Linked DNA regions of Homo sapiens: region 2 is linked to region 1. The links are chromatin loops, found by intact Hi-C in ENCODE. Cell type or tissue: PC-3. All regions are shown on one strand. Links, peaks and the distances in the headings refer to the core of each region. The heading gives the core; the rest is flanking DNA. Region 1 has its middle 17 kb from the start of LINC01722. Region 2 overlaps ISM1 (isthmin 1).

Region 1 (8,338 bases), core at 12-8,011:
AACTAGGAAAAAAAAATTCTAAAATTCACATGGCACCAAAAAGGAGCCTGCATAGCCAAAGCAAGACTAAGCAAAAAGAACAAATCTGGAGTCATCACATTACCTGACTTCAAACTATACTGTAAGACCATAGTCACCAAAACAGCATGGTACTGGTATAATAGGCACATAGACCAATGAAACATAATAGATAACCCAGAAATAAAGGCAAATACTTACAACCAACTCATCTTTGACAAAGCAAATATAAACATGAAGTAGGGGAAGGACACCCTAGTCAACGAATGGTACTGAGATACTTGACAAGCCACATGTAGAAGAATGAAACTGGATCCTCATCTCTCATGGGATATAAAGATCAACTCAAGATGGATGAAAGACTTAAATCTAAGACCTTAAACCATAAAAATTCTAGAAGATAACATTGGAAACACCCTTCTGGACATTGGCTTATTCAAAGACTTCATGACCAAGAACCCCAAAGCAAATGCAACAAAAACAAAGATAAATAGTTGGACTTAATTGAACTAAAAAACTTCTGCACAACAAAAGAAACAATCAGCAGAGTAAACAGACAACCCACAGAATGTGAGAAGATCTTCCCAATCTATACATCCCACAAAGGACTAATATCCAGAATCTACAAGGGACTCAAACAAATAAGCAAGAATAAAACAAACAATCCCATCAAAAAGTGGGCTAAGGACATGAATAGATAATTCTCAGAAGAAGATATGCAAGTGCCCAACAAACATATGAAAAATGCTCAATATCACTAATGATCAGGGAAATGCAAATCAAAACCACAATGCGATATCACCTTATTCCTGCAAGAATGGCCATAATAAAAAAATCAAAAAATAATAGATGTTGGAGGGAATGTGGTGAAAAAGGAACACTTTTACACTGCTGATGGGAATGTAAACTAGTACAAACACTATGGAAAACAGTGTAAATATTCCTTAAAGAACTAAAAAGCAGAGTTACCATTTGAACCAGCAATCCCACTACAGGGTATCTACACAAAGGAAAATGAGTCATTATATGAAAAAGATATTTGCTCATGCATGTTTATAGCAGCACAATTCCCAATTGCAAAAATGTAAAACCAGCCCAAATGCCCATCAATCAATGATTGGATAAAGAAATTGTGATATGTCTATATCTGTACCTATCTATATACCATGGAATACTACTCAGACATAAAATTGAACAAAATAATGGCATTCACAGCAACCTGGATGAAACTGGAAACCATTATTTTAAGTGCAGTAACTCAGGAATGGAAAACCAAACATCAGATATTCTCAATCATAAGTGGAAGCTAAGCTATGAGGTTGCAAACACGTAAGAATGATACAACAGACTTTGGGGACTTGGGGGACAAGGTGGGAGGGGGTGAGGGATAAAAGACTACACATTGGATACAGTGTACACTGCTCGGGTAATGGATGCACCAAAATCTCAGAAATCACCACTAAAGAAACTTAGTTATGTAACCAAACACTACTTGTCCCCCAAAAACCTATTGAAGTAAAGAAAAAAAACCACAGTGAGATACCATCTCACACTAGGCAAAATGGCTATTATTAAAAAGTCAAAAAATAACAGATGCTGAGGAGGTTGCAGAGAAAAGGAAATGCTTACACACTGTTGGTGGAAGTGTAAATTGGTCCAACCATTGTGGAAAGCAGTGTGGCAATTCCTCAAAGGGCTAAAACCAGAACCACTATTCGGCCAAGCAATCTCATTATTGGGTATATACCCAGAGGAATATAAATTGTTCCATTATAAAGACACATGCATGCATATTTCACTGCAGCAGTATTCACAATAGCCAAGATATTGAATCAACTTAAATACCCTTCAATGATAGACTGGATAAAGAAAATGTGGTATGTATACACCATGGAATATGATGCAGCCATAAAGAGAATGAGACCATGTCTTTCACAGGAACATAGATGGAGCTGGAGGCCATTATCCTTAGCAAACTAACAGGAATAGAAAACCAAATTCTGCATGTTCTCATGTAAAAGAGGGAGCTAAATGATGAGAACACATTGACACAAAGAGGGGAAAAATAGACACTGGGGCCTACCTGAGGGTGAAGGGTTGGAGGAGGGAGAGGAGCAGAAAAATATAACTATTGGGTACTAGGTTTAGTACCTGGGCTAAGAAATAACCTGTACAATAAACCCCCATGACACAAGTTTACCTATATAACAGACATGCACATGTACCCCTGAACCTAAAATAAAATTTTTTTTAAAAAAGAAAAAATAATACATTACACCCATCATAGAAGAGTGAATGGTGGAGGTGATCATTTATTTTGGACTTTTATTACTGGTTCCATTCAAACCTAGAAATGCAGCTCAGTTCTGTCCTGGACATTCACTGTCTTTGTTCCTACTAATAGCTACCTGTATTTCCAATTCTGACTATGTAGTTTTAACCAGGAGGCCAAAGGCACATGGCAGCTCTAAATGATTGAAGCGGATGATTTGAGAGTCTGTCGTAGCCTACTGGAAGAGGGAGTTTATACTTTTTCAAGGAAGTTTTTTGTTTGTATAAATTTCCACAGAGATTATTTAAAACTAGTTATTTAGAAAGTTTTCAGGCCCATTTACCAGATACCACTTTGTATCAAATGCAGAAGTAGTAAAGGGAATTTTTTCAAAAGGAAAGAATGAAAGAAAAAAACAGGACTCTAGAATCAGACAGACTTGTGTTTCTGTCTCACTCATTCATTCTAAGACCCTGAACGAGTTTCTGAATACTTTCTGAGCTCAAATTTTCCTCATTTATCAAGTGAAGGTGATAGCAACTTCACTGTCTTGTGACAATTAGATGAAAAAAAGTAAGTACTCAAAATAGGTTAGAGTTTTCCTCTTTTCTCTAGTACTGCACACTGATCCACAAGTCCAACTTTGTTCTTTCTAATAACTGTTATCAGTGTAAAATGTAAAAGATGTTGAGGAGGACATTCATCATCGCTCCATCTTGATGACAATGAACCAAACCTAAGGACAAAGTGAGTTAAATGCCAACCTTCTAAAAAGGGCTGCAAACCACTGGGTCCAGTCCCTGCCCTGGGCTGGCCACGAGGAGACACATCCTCTGTACTATCCCTAAAGGTCTCTGCAGTCCCCTTCCCAGCATGTGAAAGAATAGAGAGAAGTGGGGGGTTCACAGGAAGAGTGAGTTTCAACCTGATGAAGCAAGAGTTCATGGCAAAGATGCCTTCTCATCTCTAAAGCCACGTGATGGGAATCCCTCATAAGGCTGGGGGTGCCTGGGAAAAGGAAAGGTAGGATCTCATTCCCAAATGGACATCTCCGAAGGCATGCAGGATTACTCACCTGCCCCAGAGCATAACTGAGGAAGGGGAGAAAGGATGGGACAGGAGAGAGAGCAAGGACCAATGGTGGAGATCCGTGTACACCCACACTTGGAATGCAGTTCCCTGGGTGGTGTCACAGAAAGGAGCCAGTTTGGGTTATCCTGTGAAATCTTCACTGAAGATGGCTGAGAACAGGCATGAAGAGCTCCCAGGGCAAGCAGCTGCTGTGGTCTCTGTACCTAATCCTGAGGGGTCGTGAGCTTCTCAGACTTTTTCTTGGTCATAAAAGTGAAAAAATGTAGTTGTTTCAAGGGCCAGGAAAATTCAAAATGACTAAGCTTAGGCTGACATCTTGTGGCTCAGCCTGAAATAGGTGCTTCACTAAGAAATTATTTGTCAAGACTGGCAAAGAGAGGTGGCCTGCGAACAGAGAAAAAGACATCAAAACCCACTTATTATTTTGGACAATATGATGCTATCCTTTAATGTATTTTAAAGGATATCTGTGAGAAACAGAATATTTAACTACAGATTTAAATTTATTTTTGGCTAATACACATGGCCTAGACAATTACTGAAAAAACGACTTATTCTGCTTCCAATCCATTTCCAGCATGAGAGGTCCCCTTTCCTTTGCTGTCCAGTGGTCTACAAGCTGACCCCTCTGTGATGTCAGCAGGTATTCTGAGAACCCTGAGGAGTGCTGGAATGTTCCATGTGCCCATCTGTGCCCTCAACACATCATGCTCCAGACTGAGGCGCCATCTATCTCCTTCTTCAGGTCTGTGACCCCTCCTTTTTTTTTTTTTTTTTTTTTTTGAGATAGATTCCCATCACCCAGGCTGGAGTGTAGTGGTATGATCTTGGCTCACTCTGCCTCCCAGGTTCAAGAAATTCTCCTGCCTCAGCCTCCTGAGTAGCTGGGGTTACAGGCATGCACCACCTCACCAGCTAATTTTTGTATTTTTAGTAGAGACAGGGTTTCACCATGTTGGCCAGGCTGGTCTCGAACTCCTGGCCTCAAGTGATCTGCCCACTTTGGCCTCCCAAAATGCTGGGATTACAGGTGTGAGCCACTGCTCCTGGGCCTTCTGACCCCTTCTTCACACCATAATTATTTGCCAGGTCTGACCCACAGACCCTGGCTGAATGACAGATGAACAAATGCACTCAGACACAGGTATCTAGTGAAAGAGTGGGCTAGGAGACCAGGGCCACCCACAGACCCCAAAGAGGGTACTGTAAAGAGTCAGCAGCTGTGGCCCTGACCAGCTGGCACTGCGGGCATTTATTCAGTGTAGATTTAATGACAAAGGCCTTGAGTCAATACACTTGTGGGTAATTGCGTGGATGATTAAAGGCCCGGTTTCTGGAGATATGAGTAAACAACCTATTCTGATAAACTCCCCTGCATTCCTTTGTACCTACTTCTCGCCCTTTGCCCCAGGGTAAGAACTGCTCATTCTTCCCCGAAGCTTTGCAAAACCCCCATGGCCTTCCAAGAAGGTTTGCGTTTTTCCTACAGTTTCTCCCACCACCCTGACCAATCTCCTACAATTATTCTCTCTGGTCTGTTTTGCCAAAGAATGTGGATAAGAAGATTCCTTTAAGCTCAGTTCCAAAATGGCTATGAATTAGACACTGCTGGTACTTGAAAATAACGTAAGGAATGTAAGTACAATGTGCAAAACAGAAGCTCACAGATACAATCCCAGCTTCTCCTTGTTAAAAGAATTCCTCAGCTGCCATTTATCTCTGATTTCTCTTTGGGCACAGCTGCTAGAACACTGAAAACCTGCTGGTTTTCACATTTGTGTCCCGAAAAGAGTCCAAGTTTTTAATGTTCTCCAGAGTGAAAGAGCCCCAAGTCCTGCCTCTGGTTATTGCCAGAGGAAGGAAAACATCACTTTGCACTTTTTATTAACCTCTGCAAGGATGCACCATCCACAACCATGCCGTACGCATTTTAAGAACATTCTGATGCATTTGAATTTAGAGATTTTTGACAATATTCAGAGTTTCCCAAAGGATAATGGGCTCCTATTTGATTTACATCTCATGATGAAAGTGGTTCACAAAGAAGGTTCTTCTCAAAGCCGCGAGTCTAGCTCAAACTCCTAGTTTCAGTTTTTACTTTCAGACTTACATGAAAGGTATGTTTCAAAATGAAAGATTATTTTTTGATCTCACTGTATCACTATACACTGGTGGCAAATAGTTTAGCCTTTGTCAGCCTCCAAATGAAGACAGCAAAACTTACTTCATTTTGTGAGGATCAAATGAGATCATTTATGTGAAAACATCTTTAAACAATAAAGGATCATATAAACATGAATGTCTGCTGACTTTTTAAAAAAATCTTCTTAACTCAATGCTTCCGAAGCTAGTAAATTAGAGTTCTTTAGTTACAATGCATGGTTCTGCATAAATGCAGGAATATTGGGTGAAATGCTAAAATTACTCTTCATGCAACTTACTACTTTATTTGTGTATGTTGGGATTAATATTTTGAGACATATTGACACATTTTTCTCTTTTCTGTTTTTAACTATATTGCCTTCTCCATAGTCAGCCTGAAGCATCCATTGCCTTGGGAAGATTGGTGAAGTGGAGAGTAGGGGATGGGAGGATGAAGAGACATTAGAATTGCTATAGCAGAAATCCAAAGAGAACAACATGACTTGCAAAATTGTTGTTGTTTAATAAGAACCTTGAGAGTCAGCCTCTATTATGAGAGAAAAGATTTTCTAAGGTTCCTGTAGGCCCCATTGAGCAGACTAAGAGTTGCACCTACAGGCTGAGATCACAGGCTTTCTTCTACAGCAAAGAAGACCCCTCCTGTCTAGGACCACTAAGAGAGGAGTGGTTGGATATGCAGTGGAAGAAAGAAAAGCTCAGTGGGATAGGATAGGCTATAATACAATAAAGATGAGAGCCAAGCCTGAAGATCATCACTTTACATATCCAAAGTCAGAAAAGGAAGGAAGGCAGATATTGGAGGGAGTGAACATGTCAGTTCTTGAAGTTCTTACCCCCAGGAATGTGGCAGGTTAAGTTCATCCAGAGAGGTATAGAGTAGCCCCAGATTACTGGGGCTGCAGCCTGTTTCTTGGGCTTCTGCATAGACTCTAAGGAAGGAAGACTCTGCAGGTGGCCACTTTTAATATGGCGATGGGCAATGGTGCTCCTACAGTGGCCAAAGACTGATGTAATGGTGAGACGCATGGTCAGACATGTGTCTGATATCCCTTTCAAGACCTATTTCGCATTTGGGATCCTGGGAGGAGAAAATGTCACAGTGATAAAGGCATAAGACGAGAGGGCTTGACACTGAATGTCCTCAAGCTATCCTTAGTTCACATATGACATGAATGGGATCCAGATATACCCACATGTTCTTAAAGAGGGGAAATAGAAATAATGGTGAGAATGGTCAAGGATGTTGCAGAAAGGTTATCATGGTGGGGAAAGAAGCACCATCTTGGAATCATCTGGGTTAGGATTAGGAACTTGTACTGAGAGAGGTTCACAGCATCATTCGGAGCTAATGTATTGATGGGGGCCCAGTCAAGAGAAAGAACTGGGTTCTGTTCAGCTGTGCATTACCTGAGTGAAAGCTACCAGCAGCTGGTGAAAGCAGGGTGTGCTTGACTCTTGTCCTAGGACCAGCATGAACTCTGATGCAGCTCTGAGATGCTCCTCCCCCGTTCCCTGGCCATGAGATGCTTGTGCCCCACACCTTCCATGTCCAAATGCCCAGATGCTCTCCTGCTGAGGGCAGAGAAGGGAGAGAGTGGCACAGTCTGACAGAGTGGGTGTTTTACATAATGAATAGTTTATGCATGATTAAGATATTAAATCAGACCTAGGTTACTAGACTGGATTATGTCAATTACTCCCACTCTAAGATATAGTAACAGAGATGGCAGGGGCGTGGTGGTTTTGCTGTGCTGATGATGTTCTATTTCTTGCTCTGAGAGCTGACTCCCTGTCTTTATTTTGTGAAAAATCATGGAGATGTATATTTAAGACATTTGCACAGTCCTTTAAATATGTTAGGCTTCAACCAAAAGGTTTGAGAATTCTAATGCCTCTGAACCTACTTGTACATTCACAAGGACATACACATACAACCCAGCAGATGGCACTTATGAGAAGCCAAAAGTCCATTTTAGAGAAATAAAGATGCTGTCTTTTCTCCACACATTTGAGTGCAATGTGAGTAAATGTGTGACTTTACTTCCTGAGCTTTTGCTAAAGAAAGTGGGTCAAAAATCTGTGAACCTAGAAGACTCTCCAAATGCAGTGGCAATGATGCCATAAGGAAGAGTTCAGGCTCATTTTATATTTAATACTCTCCAAGTAGTAAGTGCTCTAGAATCAACTTCAGATGACAGAAATTAGAGATTTAGTCATTATTGTATCTGTATATTATAACTACCAGTGTGTCAGAAATTGAAACACAACTTTATATTTTATCATCATTTTTATATATTTTTAGATATAGCACATAGTTTCAAATATTCTTGGAGGCCTTAAATTAACTTTAGCTAAAATCTTCCCTGAACTGGCAGTAGTCTTATAATGCAGCAAGGTATGGTGGGAAGAAGAAAACAGAAAGAAGAAAGTGGGTCAAGTCCATACCTCTTGGTGTGACATTAGTTGAACTACGTAACCTCTCAGGATGCTTCTTCACCATTGAAATAATCCTCACATCTGCACACCCGGCAGCCTTGTGGTGAGAACAAAGGAGATGCTGTGTGCCTAAGTCCTTTGCAAACTGCATTCACAGGACGCCTCTTGATCATTGCAAATCTGTCTTGAGAAATGAAAGGCAGAACACGTCCATCCTCTGCAGCTTTGTATTTCTAGAGCTTTTGTGCCCTGCTAGGTCATTAAAGGAGGCAGTATTAAAATTCAATTGGCCCCTGATTAATTGTGCTTCATAATCTGTCACATGAAGTGATGTATCTATAAAATAGCTTGTGCAAC
Region 2 (8,338 bases), core at 144-8,143, 330 kb before region 1:
GTGGGGAGGTTGACTGGAATGGTGCTGTGTAGACATAGTGAAGAGTGGAACAGAAAGTGAGTTTGATGTTAAGCTTCAGCTTTATACATTTGCTGCTGGTGAGTAGTGTGAACAAGCCTTTATCTTTCTGGCACTGGATCAGCTGCTTTTGTTCTTTCTCTCTCCCTCCAATATCCTGTAATAGCAGGAGGGAGCCCTCAAGAGGGATTCAAATGTGGTCTTTTTCCTGAAACACAGAGCAGGTGGCCTTGGGCTCCACTCTCTAGGATCCCCAGGTGAGGATCCTGACATGTTCTTGACAGGAGATTCTGTCCTCTGTAGCCACCAGCATGGGACACCTCGTTCTTTCTTGACCAGAGTCCCCATCCCTTGGCTCTGAGACTTCAAACCTTTAGGAATCCCTTCCTGGTCTCTGCTGGGTCCTGACAGCTCTAAGGGAGGATTTTTGAAGGTTCTTTGGGAAAAGTCAAGTCAGTGGTATGAGTCTCTCTTGTCTTCCCTTTGCAAAGACCTCCCTTTACTTATGTTGATAACACAGAGAGTGAGTGACTTTAGAGGCCCCTTAGAGAATTTTGTCCTGGAAGTCTTTGTTTTATTTTCTTTGCTTTTTTTTTTTTTTTTTTTTTTGTCCTTTCTCCTTCTCCATTTGCTGAGCTCTCCAAAGGTGAAAACAGACAAACAAACAAACAAAAAACACCACCAAAATCTGGTAGAGAGGGAAATAAAGAAGGGTATAACTAGACAAAGCAAAACCGCATGTCTAATGGTGTAAAAATTTAAAGTGGTGCTTGTTAAAATTTGCTAACATTCCCTTTTACTAAAGAACTAAAAGTGTACTTCATTTAGACTGTTCTCTTCCATGGCAAATAAACCTGATTTAGCTATGACCTTTGTGAAAAATAAACTAAACAACATAGAAAAAAAATTCCTTTTTCTTTTTTAAAAGTCAGGCTTGAAATTTTTATATCCTTTGAGTCATATTCTTGAAGCAATTGGCTGATTAATTCAAGAAATGTTACTTTCCCAATTCAAATATGACATTTTGAAAATCATCCATGAATTACATGCCTCAAGAATGAAAGGCTTTTCTGTGCCATTTAAAAGGTTTTTTTCATTTTGAGGGCAATCGTGAATATCTATAAGGGCACATTTATTACTCCCAGAACAGATAGAAAATTAGCAAAGTCATAAAATTCTTACCCAGCTTTGCTATTGCAGCTGTGTCTCAATCCAGTGCCCCACTCATTCCCCTGCCACTAAAATGGTTGAGGATGATGTTATTTTTGCCATTACAGGCAAGGCACTGGTCTTTTTAGCTTGGTTTTTTAAATCTCTACACAGAAATTAAAAAGAAAAAAGGTATGCATTTAAACTTTGTTCTTTTGGTGGGATTCAACCAAGAATTGCTAGTCTCATAAATTCGTTCCTTAAAAATCTTACCTTCTGATCCTGGAATATGTCCCTCTCCTTCTACTCTCATATGGTAAACCAATACTAAGCCTCAGAAAAACAACTGGCTGTAAACTTTCTGCCTTAATTTACACTACTGTATGCAGGACCTGTAGACATGGATGTATGTTTCTGTATATACCCACCCAGTAATTACTGAGGCAAGCCTTTAATTTGTCCGAAATTGTGCAGGCATAATGGGACGACCCACACATTTTTCCATTGGAAATTGTAAATGAATGACAAACAGAGAACTCCGCCCTAATCCCCGCCCCACAACACTTCCTGGGAAGCTTATTCATAACTCTTTGTGTGTCGGGATGGAATTGACACTCACAGGGGTTTTGATCACTATTGCTCACTTGATTTGAGCAGTCCCACTCCAAGTGTGGTCCTCAGAGTAGTACGGGTCTGTAGTCAGCAAGGAAATTAATTCTAAAATTATGGAAAAGTACTTAAAAATGTTAGAGGCATTTGGCAGATTAATTTTCTGTCTGTTGAATCTAATAATAAAAATTAAGGGTTTTTTTTTTTTTTTTTTTTAACAACTCAACGGTATTAAAATCTAGTAGAGTTCCTGTCTCTGGCCAGAATGAGATTGACTCTTCTTTGGTAGATTTATCACCCATAGCAAAACCATCTTCAGATGTGCACAATGAAATAAGTGCTATTCAAATAATACTATGTTATTATCAAATATTAAATATCAAATATTAACAATAATATTTGAATAGCACTTAATAAGTATTTAAGCGTGAAGTGATGTCTTGGTTTGGGGTCCCCTGGAAGCACACTCTGAGAGATGGCGCTGAGCAAGCTGCTTATTTGGTAGAAGATTCCAGCGAGTACTAGTAGGGAAGTGGGGAAGAGAGATGGGGAAGGCAAGGAAGCTAATAAAGTGTGTGTTTTCAAGTAGGTGACTGCTATAGGCAACTGGAACTCAATCCCACTGGGAGCTCGTGGACTGGTATAAAACACACTTCACAATGGCCCCACTCGAGGGGTGAGGGAGTTGGGGTATTCATTGACCAATGAGTGGAGTCTTATGGGTTTACTGATTCCCCCAAGATCACCAAACAGTTGACTGACAGGCACTCAGTCTGTTGACTCCCAGCACTTCCAGTCTTCTGTGCAAGCTCACTGGGCTCCACGATGATGGAAAAAGCCATCAGGCAAAGACATGTGGGAGCTGCTGCTTGAAAGTTGGGCTGGTTTGAACAGATATGGAAAGTGCTGAGGGGATGCTTGGGACAGCAAAAGCACTGGACAATGGGTAGTTTGGACAGGTGGACTTACCCCAATTTATAGACAAGGAAAATGGGGTCCAGCTTAGCACTATAGTACAATGTGGAAGACAGTGGGGGAGTGAGAAGGACCTCTCCCCATGACCGCCCACTTTGATTCCACCCAGAGCCTCTTCTGCTGCCTTTCTTTCCTGTCTTGTGGATTGGGTAGTTGGCAGAGACTGACTGGGTGCTCATGCAGCCATCTCTGCTTCCTGGACCCCTCATCTGGACTTCATTTCCCAGTCTCCCTTGCAGAAGGATGTGTCATGTAGCAGAGCTGAGGAGAGTGACTGGAAGCATTGGACAGTACTTCACTGCTGAACCTACAAAAAACTTTACAAGTTTTCTCCCTGCTTTCTACCTTTTGAACAGACTGGGATTGAGATGACCCCAGGGCATCCTAGAAAGTCATACCTTGATGGTGGCAGAGCCACAAGATGGAAGGAGTCTGGGTCCCTGGGTTGTCACTTAGAGGTGGGCCACTTGGCTAGAAACATACTCTTTAGAGTTTTTTTGGGTTAAGCCACTGTGATTTTGAGGATTATTTGTTACAGCAACCAGCATCACCTTAAATAATGTAACATCATACATGTGTGATCAAAAACTTGACTTTATATCACTTACCATAATCTCAGATTCTGCACTTATTTACTTATCCACTATCTCCCCTCCAAGAGGAGGGACTTTGATTTGTACACCGCTGTATCCCTGGTATCTGGCGTATGTATATGCTCAATAAATATTTGGCAAATGACTAAATGCCAATGTATTAACTTGTCTGACAACTCCCAGCAGGCAAGTGAGAGAGTCAGGATTGGAGTCCAGGCCCACTGAACCCTCAAACTCTTAAGCCCTCTGCACATTGCCTGACTATGCATGCCAGGTGCAGTGCTGGAACCTGGGCATGTAGGAAGGTTAGGTGCCTGTTATGTTGCCCCTGAGCTCTACCTAACAGGCAGCAGTTAGCACAGGGCTTATGTGTGGTGGGAAAAGCAGACCCATCTTTGTTTTCACCCATGGATCAGGCTATCTTTTAGAAATGTTGAGCTTTGTGACTTACCCAACCTGAGCAAGGGCTCAGCTATAGAACCACAAAATCCTTTTATGGACTATGAGATAACTGGGCAAAATACATAGAGATAAAGCCAGATCCTCTTTGAACAATCTAAGCAAAGGCAGTGAGTCACAGAAAAGCATGGATCCAGCAGACCTTGGGATGAGTTAGGAGGAGAGGAGAGCACAGGCGTTAGGTTTAAGAGCCTGGGCTTTGGTGATCAGACACTGCTGGCTTCAAGGAGCTCTGTCATTTACCAAGTGGTCTGACCTTGAACAAGTTAGCTAACCTTGTTGGGCTTCTTTTCCTTATCTATAGACTGGATGTAATAATGCCGGTCTCCTGTGGTAAAATGATTAACACAGAGACACAAAGTGTGGGCTCAGAAGATGGTGGCTTGTATAGTAGCTGTTCTTTAATCCCCGGCGTTAAGACAGAGAACTCTACCCTCTTGGCCACTAAGACATAAAGACTGAGGTGCTTGGGAGACTATAATCATGGCGGTTACATGAACTGGGTCCGAAGAGAAAGCTATAGGCTGCCCTGGCCTCTCCTTTACCCTTCCCATGTGCAGCCACTAGAGGGCCGTGGGCATCTCTGTTTACCACTGTTGTGTTCAGATGTGGCACCCAGGATGCCCACTGAATTACTAGAACTCTCTTTCCAGGGGAAGGCAAAAGAGCAGTGCACTCAAAGAGAAAAATTTGAGCAGCTACTGCGGGGTCATATTTACAAGGACTGCAACGAGACTGCAGACATTCCTTAGAATTCCACAGAATTTTCTGTGGAAGTGGCCTTGCTCATTCCTTACTCTGCTGCAGGCAAAGCTGGCCCTTGAGCAGATGATCTACTGCCCACTGAGTGAACTGCCTGGGGTTGCCCTGGCACCAGCTTGGGGCCCTGTGTTGAATGAGATAAGGGTCTCCTAGTCTTATTAGACAACCTAGGCATGAGGTCTTGATTTCCGAAGATCACTCATTGGCCCACTAAAGCATTGGGACTGAAAATTAGCTCATCCTAATAGAGGTGGATTATAGTTCAGCAAATTTCCAGAGGTTTGGAACCATCTGATGATGCATGGGAGACCAGGGTGTTCTCAGTAGGCAGAGTCCTGGAGCCCTCCCCTCCAATTTACCCCACCTTCCAACTCTCAGTTCATTAGGTCAGCAAGGTCTGATATTAAAAGGCAAATAGCTCATGGACAGCATGGCTCACATTAGTCATTTTCACCGTAGTAAGAAAGCTCTCTGTTCTCTTTGAGATTTCACTCTAAATCCTTAACAAAAATACCTTAGACATGGCTCCATAACTTGCCACTCTTGTTCCTCTGCTCATCACCTTAAACTCCCGGTTTTCAGAAAACACCAAGTACTTACCTATTTCTTTGCTTTTCTCCATACTATTTTCTTATTACAAATACACCCACTTCCCCTTGCTCTTTTATGCTTTATAAAATCCCACTCCTTCATTAGAACCAACAGATACTTCCCTGATTTCTGCCTCTATTTCTTCATAGTACTTTGTGCTTACACTTAACAAACACATCAGAGGGTTTTGTCCTATACATTTTTGTCTCTCCTGATCACCCAGTTGAGCTGTTCATGTGACTAATCTCCAGCCTCTGCTTGAATACCTGTCCTGACAGGATACTCACCACCTCAAAGGCAATGCATTCCATTGCCAGCCAATTCTCTTTGCAAAAAAAATTTCCTCATTATTATAAACCAAATCTATATGCCTGATACACGGACGCATTGATTCTCTTCCTACTAGTTCAGTTCATCTGTAGCAAAAAATTGCTTCAGATGTGAATAAGTCTTCTCATTCCGTGATTAGACACAGATCTTAAATATAAATATTCTGAGAATGGGCAATACCTTCTAAGGTGTAAATAATTCATTGTAAGGTGTAAATGTCTGGGCATGGTGTTTCATGCTTGTAATCCCAGTGCTTTGGGAGGCCAAGGCAGGCAGAACACTTGAGGCCAGGAGTTCAAGACCAGCCTGGCCAACATGGTGAAACCTTATCTCTCCTAAAAATACAAGAGTTAGCCAGGCGTGGTGGCACATGCCTGTAATCCCAGCTACTCGGGAGGCTGAGGCACGAGAATCGCTTGAACTCAGGAGGCGGAAGTTGTGGTGAGTCAAGATCACGTCACTGCACTCCAGCTTGGGGGACAGAGTGAGACTGTCTCAAAAAAAAAATGTGTAAATGACTGGTAAAAAGTTTTCCATAAGAATAGAATTGTGTCAGGATAACTTAAGGGTGGGGTTAGGAATGCCAAAGGTACCGGGAATATAAGGACTTCAAAAATGTGCTACAGTAGAGAGAATACTAGGCTAGGAAATGAAAGATGGGTCCAATGTCTTTATGTTTTCTGAGCTTTGATTTTCTCATCGGGAAAAGGAATACTTTTCATGATGAGTAGTTCTACTTATAATTGTAATTGCAGAATTTTCTGTGGAAGTGGCCCTGCTCATCTGGGCTGTCTTAAGCCTTTGCTCTGGTTTGGCTTCCTTAGGTCTGGGCGGGCAAAAAGTCACACATGTGTCAATGGGCCTCAGCCTCCTGGGGGTTGGGTAGACGATTTTGGTGCCAAGGATGCCATGACTTACACCACCCACAATCATGTCAATCAATGAATGAGCCTTTTATTCCCACCTGGGTTGAAATTTTCTTTCCCCTGCCTTGAAGTCTTGCTTCACACGGGCTATTTATGGCATTTGTATCATAAATGAAGGATGCAGGTAACACCTTTTATTATGATTTTATTATATACTCTCTTTTACTAGAATTTTGCAAAGTAAAATATTGAATAAGAACCAACTTTATTTTTCCTAAGTTCTACCCCATAGGACCAGGTCATATTAACAATTGCTTGATGCACAATAATCCGTGACTCAATAAATACTTTACAAAAATAATGCAGTTTTTTTTGTTTTCTTAAAACATAAAAAACTAAGATTCCCCAGATTGACCCTCCCCCCCTTTTATATTTATTTATTGGGGATATATTGGTAGATGAAAAAATTGTTAAAATAGTATTAAAATAGGTGAAATGCGGTCCATTATCTTTTTCCCATTTGTTTTGTTGTTTTCCTTTGGAAAAGTGCTACTTCTTGTTTTTACATCTGAACTTGGCTGCAGTCTTCTGAACCTGCTAGGACATGAGCAGAAATTCTACTGTTTTGGGGCCGTTTAGCAGAATGATAGCATTATGATAATATTGATCTTTTATTTTAAAGCCTATTTAAAACCAGTCCTCAGCTTTGTCCCTAAAATATCATATTCCCTACCCAGTCTGAAGAAGAGACTTTTGGAATCTGAGACTCCAGCAAGGTGCCTCATGACCAAATAACATTTGGTTTAAGGTGGGCGTTTACATGTTTTGATATATTTCCATTGCATTATTTTTAAAGAAATAAATTCCAAAATTCCCTTTCTCTTCCACTTCCCTAAGTCTCTTTCTTTCTGATCTCTCACAGACGTGATTAGTTTCACCACAACTCCAGAGAAAAGGTTACGCTTAATTAAGTCACATTTGTATTAAATAAGTTATATATAAAAACTGCTTATAACGTTTACAACCTCAGTCTCTTTCCCCCTTTGCCTCTCTTTGAAACTCTGGATCCGGGTGTGAATTGAGTCGCACCCACTGTGGCTTCCAGGTTCTTCTTCTGGCTTCCAAGTTGTCCCCATCCTTCTGCCCACATCGCTCCCCAGGGGCACTTTCAAGGAGCTCTGCAGATGGCGAGGGCGGCTTCACAAGGCAGTCCCCTGGGCGTGGCACACGCCCCTAGCGTAATGTATGAGAAATACTCATGTGGTATATACAAATATACACGACCGCAGCTATGAAGGTCTCGGCGCCAGTCGGCACGTCAGTGCAGCACGTGTGTGCTCCAGAACCAGAGGCAGCGTCCTCCACCTCATCCCAGTCTCTTTAATATTCCCTGGCCTCTTGGAACTGCTTGATGTAGTCCTCGTCCGAGGGGCTCTCTGTGCACTTCTGTCCGTTGTTGGGAGGCCGGGCCTCGTTATACCTGCTCCAGTCACCCTTGCAGATAATCCAGGGCAGGACGTCCACCTTGTAGTGGAGCTCCGCGGAGAACTCGGTGCTGATGAGGTTGGGCGTGCCCGCCCCCTTGCCCCTGGTGATGAGCTGCATGTTGTCGCCGTAGCAGCAGTGCTGTGCCGCCAGCGTGGTGCTCTCCAGGGACAGCATGGAGCGGATGCAGTACCGGGCAGTGGGCTTGTAGATCTCCAGCTTCTCCTTGGGCCCGCTGGCGTCCTTCCAGCGGAAGTCCTTGCGCTTGATGCGGTCGAAGATGTCGGCCGTGCTGTAGGCCACCTCAGTGGGGTAGGAGCAGGGGCAGCTGGGCAGGTCATTCATCACCTTGTGCATGTACTTCTTTAAGAACTCGCTTTTGCAGCTCATCCAGCGCTCACAGCTGTCTGTGTCTGGAAAAGGCCAAAGAGAAACCCTCTCACCGCGTGTACAACCGGCCCACAGGAGGTGCTTCAAGGAGCATGTGACACCAGGCTGCTC

What was found. Hi-C counts contacts between places; a loop is a spot of excess contacts. Peaks named below come from ENCODE experiments on the same cell type or tissue, not always from the same donor. Only the 100,000 strongest peaks of a DNase experiment are listed, where the experiment ranks them.
Region 2: it touches region 1 in a loop (16-fold over the local background); 12 of 110 quality-filtered maps call a loop at or near these places.

The regions. Positions count from the first base shown.
Region 1 is chr20:12,965,825-12,974,162 of GRCh38, reverse strand. No RefSeq gene overlaps it. Among named protein-coding and RNA genes, the nearest start is that of LINC01722, 17 kb to the right of the region's middle. RefSeq lists a silencer at 7,348-7,642. In PC-3, for the core only: CTCF peaks have their summits at 3,705 (motif pointing left) and 7,486 (motif pointing right); DNase peaks (open chromatin) are centred at 3,712, 4,722 and 7,492; H3K4me3 peaks cover 373 bases; H3K27ac peaks cover 1,653 bases.
Region 2 is chr20:13,298,854-13,307,191 of GRCh38, reverse strand. It overlaps ISM1 (isthmin 1), which reads right to left. Exons shown (of 6, transcript NM_080826.2): 6 at 6,541-8,250. The coding sequence ends at 7,733. It also overlaps a transcript of TASP1 not described here. Among named protein-coding and RNA genes, the nearest start is that of ISM1-AS1, 63 kb to the right of the region's middle. In PC-3, for the core only: CTCF peaks have their summits at 4,166 and 4,367 (motif pointing right); a DNase peak (open chromatin) is centred at 4,361; H3K27me3 peaks cover 1,485 bases.